Regions from separate parts of the Homo sapiens genome. Here region 2 is linked to region 1. A link is a loop called in an ENCODE intact Hi-C map of the cell type or tissue named here. Cell type or tissue: HepG2. All regions are shown on one strand.

Region 1 (2,500 bases):
TAAATGGATAATCTGCCCACCCGGCTTGTTATCCTCAGCTCCCCTATAATGTGGCAGCAGATAAGTAGCCTCCCTTGCATACAGTGCTGCTACTTCATGTCTTTGAATCCTGCAGGATTGAGTGGATTTGAGCTTTCATAGCATTCTGGCATCCCTGATTTCCCTCAGCTCAATCTTTGGCACTCCACGAGAAGTCAGAAAAACCCAGTTAAATTCCCTGCCCAAGCATCTCCACGTTTGCCAGACCAGACATGGAAGGTGAAATTGGGCCATGTTCCTGAATTATTCATTCAGATGGCAGGACACCCATACGTACCCACAGATCTTTCTCCTATCTTCAGTAAGGCCTGACTCTCGGCCTGGATATTGATGCCTGGATTTCATCCGCCCCAGGGAACGAGGTTCTATATAATAAAGAACCCTCATAATGAAAAGGTTCTTTCTTATAACTAATTCAGAGGCTTCAGAGGAAGTGTGGCCTTTAATCAGGTTGTTGTTCTATGTTTCCAAATATCAGCCTGCCCTGCACAGTGGGTGACCAATAAGTGTTTGCTGAAGTGAACTGAAGGGTGGAATCAGAGCTGTGGCTATTATCTTCCGAGTTATAGGCCTGTTCCCAGGGATGGTTCTTACCTGGGCGACAGTTTACCTGCTTTCACAGCCAATTACAAAACCATTCTTCATTTCGTGTGCCCTTTGCCCTAACAAGTACTTCTTTGACTTGAATTTTGAGGTGGCCTCCATTGTTCTTCTCCATGATAGCACGTCACAGTGCATGTGCTAAGTTAACAAATATATCGAGATTGTTTGGCCACAGGGTAAATATTACACTGCAGTCAAAGCCTTTGGGAGGCCTAGGCGGGCGGATCACGAGGTCAGGAGTTTGAGACCAGCCTGGCCAACGTGTTGAAACCCCGCCTCTGCTAAAAACACAGAAATTAGCCGGACATGGTGGCGTGCGCGTGTAGTCTCAGCTGCTCTGGAGGCTGACGCAGGAGAATCGCTTGGACCCGGGAGGCAGAGGTTGCAGTGAGCTGAGATTGCGCCACTGCATTCCAATCTGGCGATGGAATGAGACTCCATCTCAAAAAAAAAAAAAGCCTTTGTCCTCTCTGGTAACTGGGAGAAAAATGAAGGCCTCTAAGAATCTGATGCTCAAATGAGGGTCATAACATAACATTCATGCAGACAAAAGAAAACATGCTATAATGAAATCACTGGCCTTGCCACAGTACATGTCACCTGTGGTCACGCTTCAGTTGCATGGTTTCTGACAGTCACCTCCTTTTACTCCATCCATGCCTCATACTCTCCACTGACCAGTCTTAATACACAGCATCTGATCCCAGCCTTTGGGGTTGGGGCCCCTGCCTCTAGTATTGTCCAGGACTTAGGTTTAGTTGGGAGAGCATCACCTCTTAAATGTATACCATTGGCTCATGTCATCTCCATCAGTTTTTGGGTGGAGCCCCGGTGTTTGGCCATTGTAACGAGGGGCCCTCCTGCCTCCCAAAATTATGTGTGTATTATTCTTATACTCCCTTTTCTGGAGACAAGTTCTTGATCATGCCTAACCAAAAGGTGGGTTTTGAGGAAGCAGTACAGCAAAGACAGTTGGAAAATTGAAGGAAAGTACAGCCTGGGACTGCTGCCTGGTCGTGTGACATTGGTCGACTTCCTTGACCTTTGTTGCCCTCTTCTCTAAGAAATGGTTAAACACAGCTTAATCTTCAGGGACCCTCTAGATGCTAATGTCATGTCATTCTCATATGAGAAAGATCATCAGAGAAAACTAATAATGCATGGAAACAAGGGGAAATGTTGAACCCAGCTGGGACAGGCAGTGTCAGAAGGCTGTTAGGAGAGCTGGATCCAGCATGGATGCATAGCAGAGAGGCCAGATGAAGAAATTTCTGGTCGAGGGGTCCAGGATGTATGGAGTAAATACCTGGGCCTAACCAGTGGGGAAAGGATTGGCCTAGGACCCAGGGGATGAAATTAGAGGCTACCTGACTTATTAAATGCTGGGAAGCAATGATTAATAAATAAAAGTTTACTTGAACTGTGCCTACTTGAGGTGTTGAGGATTCAGTGGTTAATAAAACATGTTGACCCTGCCTTCTTGGGGATTTACAGTCCAGGGAGGAGAAGGACATTCATGAAAGAATTGTACAAATAAATGCAAATCTTCAACCCTGATATATCTACCTACAACAGAGAGGGCCACGGTGCTATGAGAGCTCAAAATAACTGGATGCGCCCAGTAAGGGAGCCCAGGGAAGGAGGGGGAGAGTCAGCTGGGGTGAATGTGCATCCCAGGAGGAAACAGAATGTATCAGAATGAGGCTTTGGGGTCAGCAGAAATGTGGCTACAAAGGTGAGTTTAGCTAGACAATGTCAGATTTTCTGTGTACTTGGTTTTTGCTACTTTAAAAATGATGTTTACCTCCAAGATTCCACAGACATTTGTTGGCTGAGTATATGATAGACTGAATAGTTA
Region 2 (2,500 bases), 55 kb after region 1:
TGCATGGGCTGGAATGTTCCAGGGCGAAACTTTTCTTATTCTCAACTTCATGTTCCTGCCTCTCAGACTCCCAAGTCATTCATTAAAATGATGCTTATGGTGAAAATCACATGAGATGGTAGACAAGGAGGGCAGAGCCTTTAGAATGTAAGAAATGTCACCCAAAACAAGGGCTAATGATGACTCGTCACACCCTGCAGACTGCTCTTCTAAGCGCGGGGCCTGGGGTGGGGGCATGTAGCTCTTCTGCCCCTGGCACAGCAGTTTTGATCCTGACTCCACTAGACCACAAGAGACTTCAGAGTCAAGCAGTATCCACGGGGCTGAAGAGCCCAGAGGGTGTGACCTTATAAACATTCAAAGGCCAAGTCCTCCCAGAGCGCAGGAAACCGCACACGCTGCAGAGGTCTGTGCCCAGCAAGTGACAGCTGTGCCCCAGGCATGGAACTCACAGGCCAGGCTCTCTGGTGGCACCACGTCCCCCGCGACATCATCATGTCAACTCCGATGTTCTTCTGTTCTGTCACCTGCACTTTCTGCCAGTCTTTATAAGTATTTTGGAAGAAAGTGGAGCAAAAATATTTCCAACTCAGCTCCTCCCTTCCCCGGACCAAACAGATTCTCTCTCAGTTACAAAAGCCCTCGACAGGATCCTCTAACTGGGGTGGAGTCGGGGCAGCAGGCCTTGGTGTTTTCAGCCTCACGAGACCCTCTGCTATACAAGCATCACTGGAGGGTCCATATGCCCCCACACCTGACCCATTATTGTCACAGCCTGAGGGGCAGGAATGATGGAGCTGTGCTGCCATTGCCACTATGTCCACAGAGTACTGGGGCCAGGGGACCCCTGCAATGCAGGCTGCAGAGAAGGAACGAGGGAAGAACATTCCCTCAAGCAGACCCTTCAGCCCATTCTCCCCACTTTGAAAAACGTGTAGAGTTTGTGATTCCCTCCTCTCTAAATGTCTGGCATCTTCTTCTTGGGTGGCAAGATGTAGAACAGCCCCTGGGCCAAGACTTGTTAGCTTTCTCTGCCTTTAGTTCACACTACACATAGGATTTCATGGGAGGATAGGGACAAAAGGATAGTGGAGAGTGAGGATTTCCCACTTGAGTAGCCATGAGGGAAAGGTATGTGCTGAACTGTAGCCTGGACAGGCAGAGCCTACCACCCTGCAAGGCTGTAGAATGCTCAACTCATAGCAGGTCGGGGCCAGTGTTGTGCCTGTTGACACAAGGAGGTCAAGGGCTGCAGCTTCCAGTTATCTCATAATGCTGGGGCTTTCGAACCAGCATCTGTGCTTGTGTGTAGAGTCCAGAGAAGCCAGCCCTGCAGAAACAGCCTGCTATGGGGTTCATACACCAAGGCAGTATCTTGCCTTAGATGACCACCTGCAATCCAGGATGAGACTTTGGCTTGATCAATTGCACTAAATCCACCCACACTCATTCTCAGTTCCCTCTTTCAAGAGGGAAAAGAAAAGGCACTGACACTGTAAGATGATGAAAGTAGAAAGTGAACAGGCAACCCTGTTGGATGAGCCATTGGTGAAATCATGTGGTCCTCAGCATTGAATAAGGCCGCATGAGGCCAGGACCACTGTGACACAGAGTGCCAGGCAGGGGGACTGTGCACCAGCCCCTGCCTGCCCGGAGTCTCCCAGACTCAGCCAGTCCAGCCTCCACGGAGGCTGCAGATGCTTAGCTTATCTTCTGAGCAGTCCTGGTCTCCACTCATTCATTCATTCATTCATTCATGCACCCGTTCTTTAGTGAGTAGTGGTATATGTCTCATATTTTGCTAGTCATTGCAGAAAACACAATTTGTATGAAAAAACTCTTCCTAGAAGCTGAACATTTGTCACTAGTACTTCCAGTAACATGGTGAGATCAGCTGACATGGATGTCCCACCACAAACAAACAAACTAGTAAACATGGTTTTTACTACACAGCCAAGGACTAAGGAGAAAGAAATGCCAGATGCTAGAAATAAAGGGAAAAATCAAAGACACCGTGGTAGGTGGTTTCAGATCCTCACAGAGCTTCAAAGGATTGAGGGTTGGACCTCTTGCCTATGGAGCGGATGGAGCCGTGCCCTTGCCCTTGGATGTCAGGGAACTGAAACAGCCCAGCCTAAAGACCAGGGCTTGTAGGCATTGCCTTCTGTAAAAGGGACTATAAAACTCCACCCACTGGTCCAGGAACTTGCGTGTGCAACTTGTCCTCTCTCCAGGATCTTGGACAGAGAGATGGGGTATAGGGCATAGTAAATGATGTGCAGGATAGGAAAACCCTAGACCTGCATCACACAAAGGGTGTATGGTACAAACTTTTATACTCTATCTTGTACCAGAAACCTCAAATAAAGAGCATAAATACTGGCCTAGGATAATAGAAATCTTTCAGGCTCTAGCAGGAACAAACATAAAGTCCTTACCTACACAAAGCCCTAACTCTTCCACTAACCAGCCACACCAGATGCCTGGGGGCAAGGAGGAG

What was found. A loop is a pair of places that touch in the nucleus more often than their neighbours do. Peaks named below come from ENCODE experiments on the same cell type or tissue, not always from the same donor. Only the 100,000 strongest peaks of a DNase experiment are listed, where the experiment ranks them.
Region 2: it touches region 1 in a loop (7-fold over the local background); 2 of 110 quality-filtered maps call a loop at or near these places.

What each region holds. Positions count from the first base shown.
Region 1 is chr17:72,787,640-72,790,139 of GRCh38, reverse strand. The region is part of intron 6 of SLC39A11 (solute carrier family 39 member 11); the gene reads left to right. Among named protein-coding and RNA genes, the nearest start is that of LINC00511, 150 kb to the right of the region's middle. In HepG2, no CTCF peak of the experiment used is centred here; a DNase peak (open chromatin) is centred at 1,009.
Region 2 is chr17:72,732,699-72,735,198 of GRCh38, reverse strand. All of the region lies in intron 7 of SLC39A11 (solute carrier family 39 member 11), which reads left to right. Among named protein-coding and RNA genes, the nearest start is that of LINC00511, 93 kb to the right of the region's middle. In HepG2, no CTCF peak of the experiment used is centred here; a DNase peak (open chromatin) is centred at 1,228.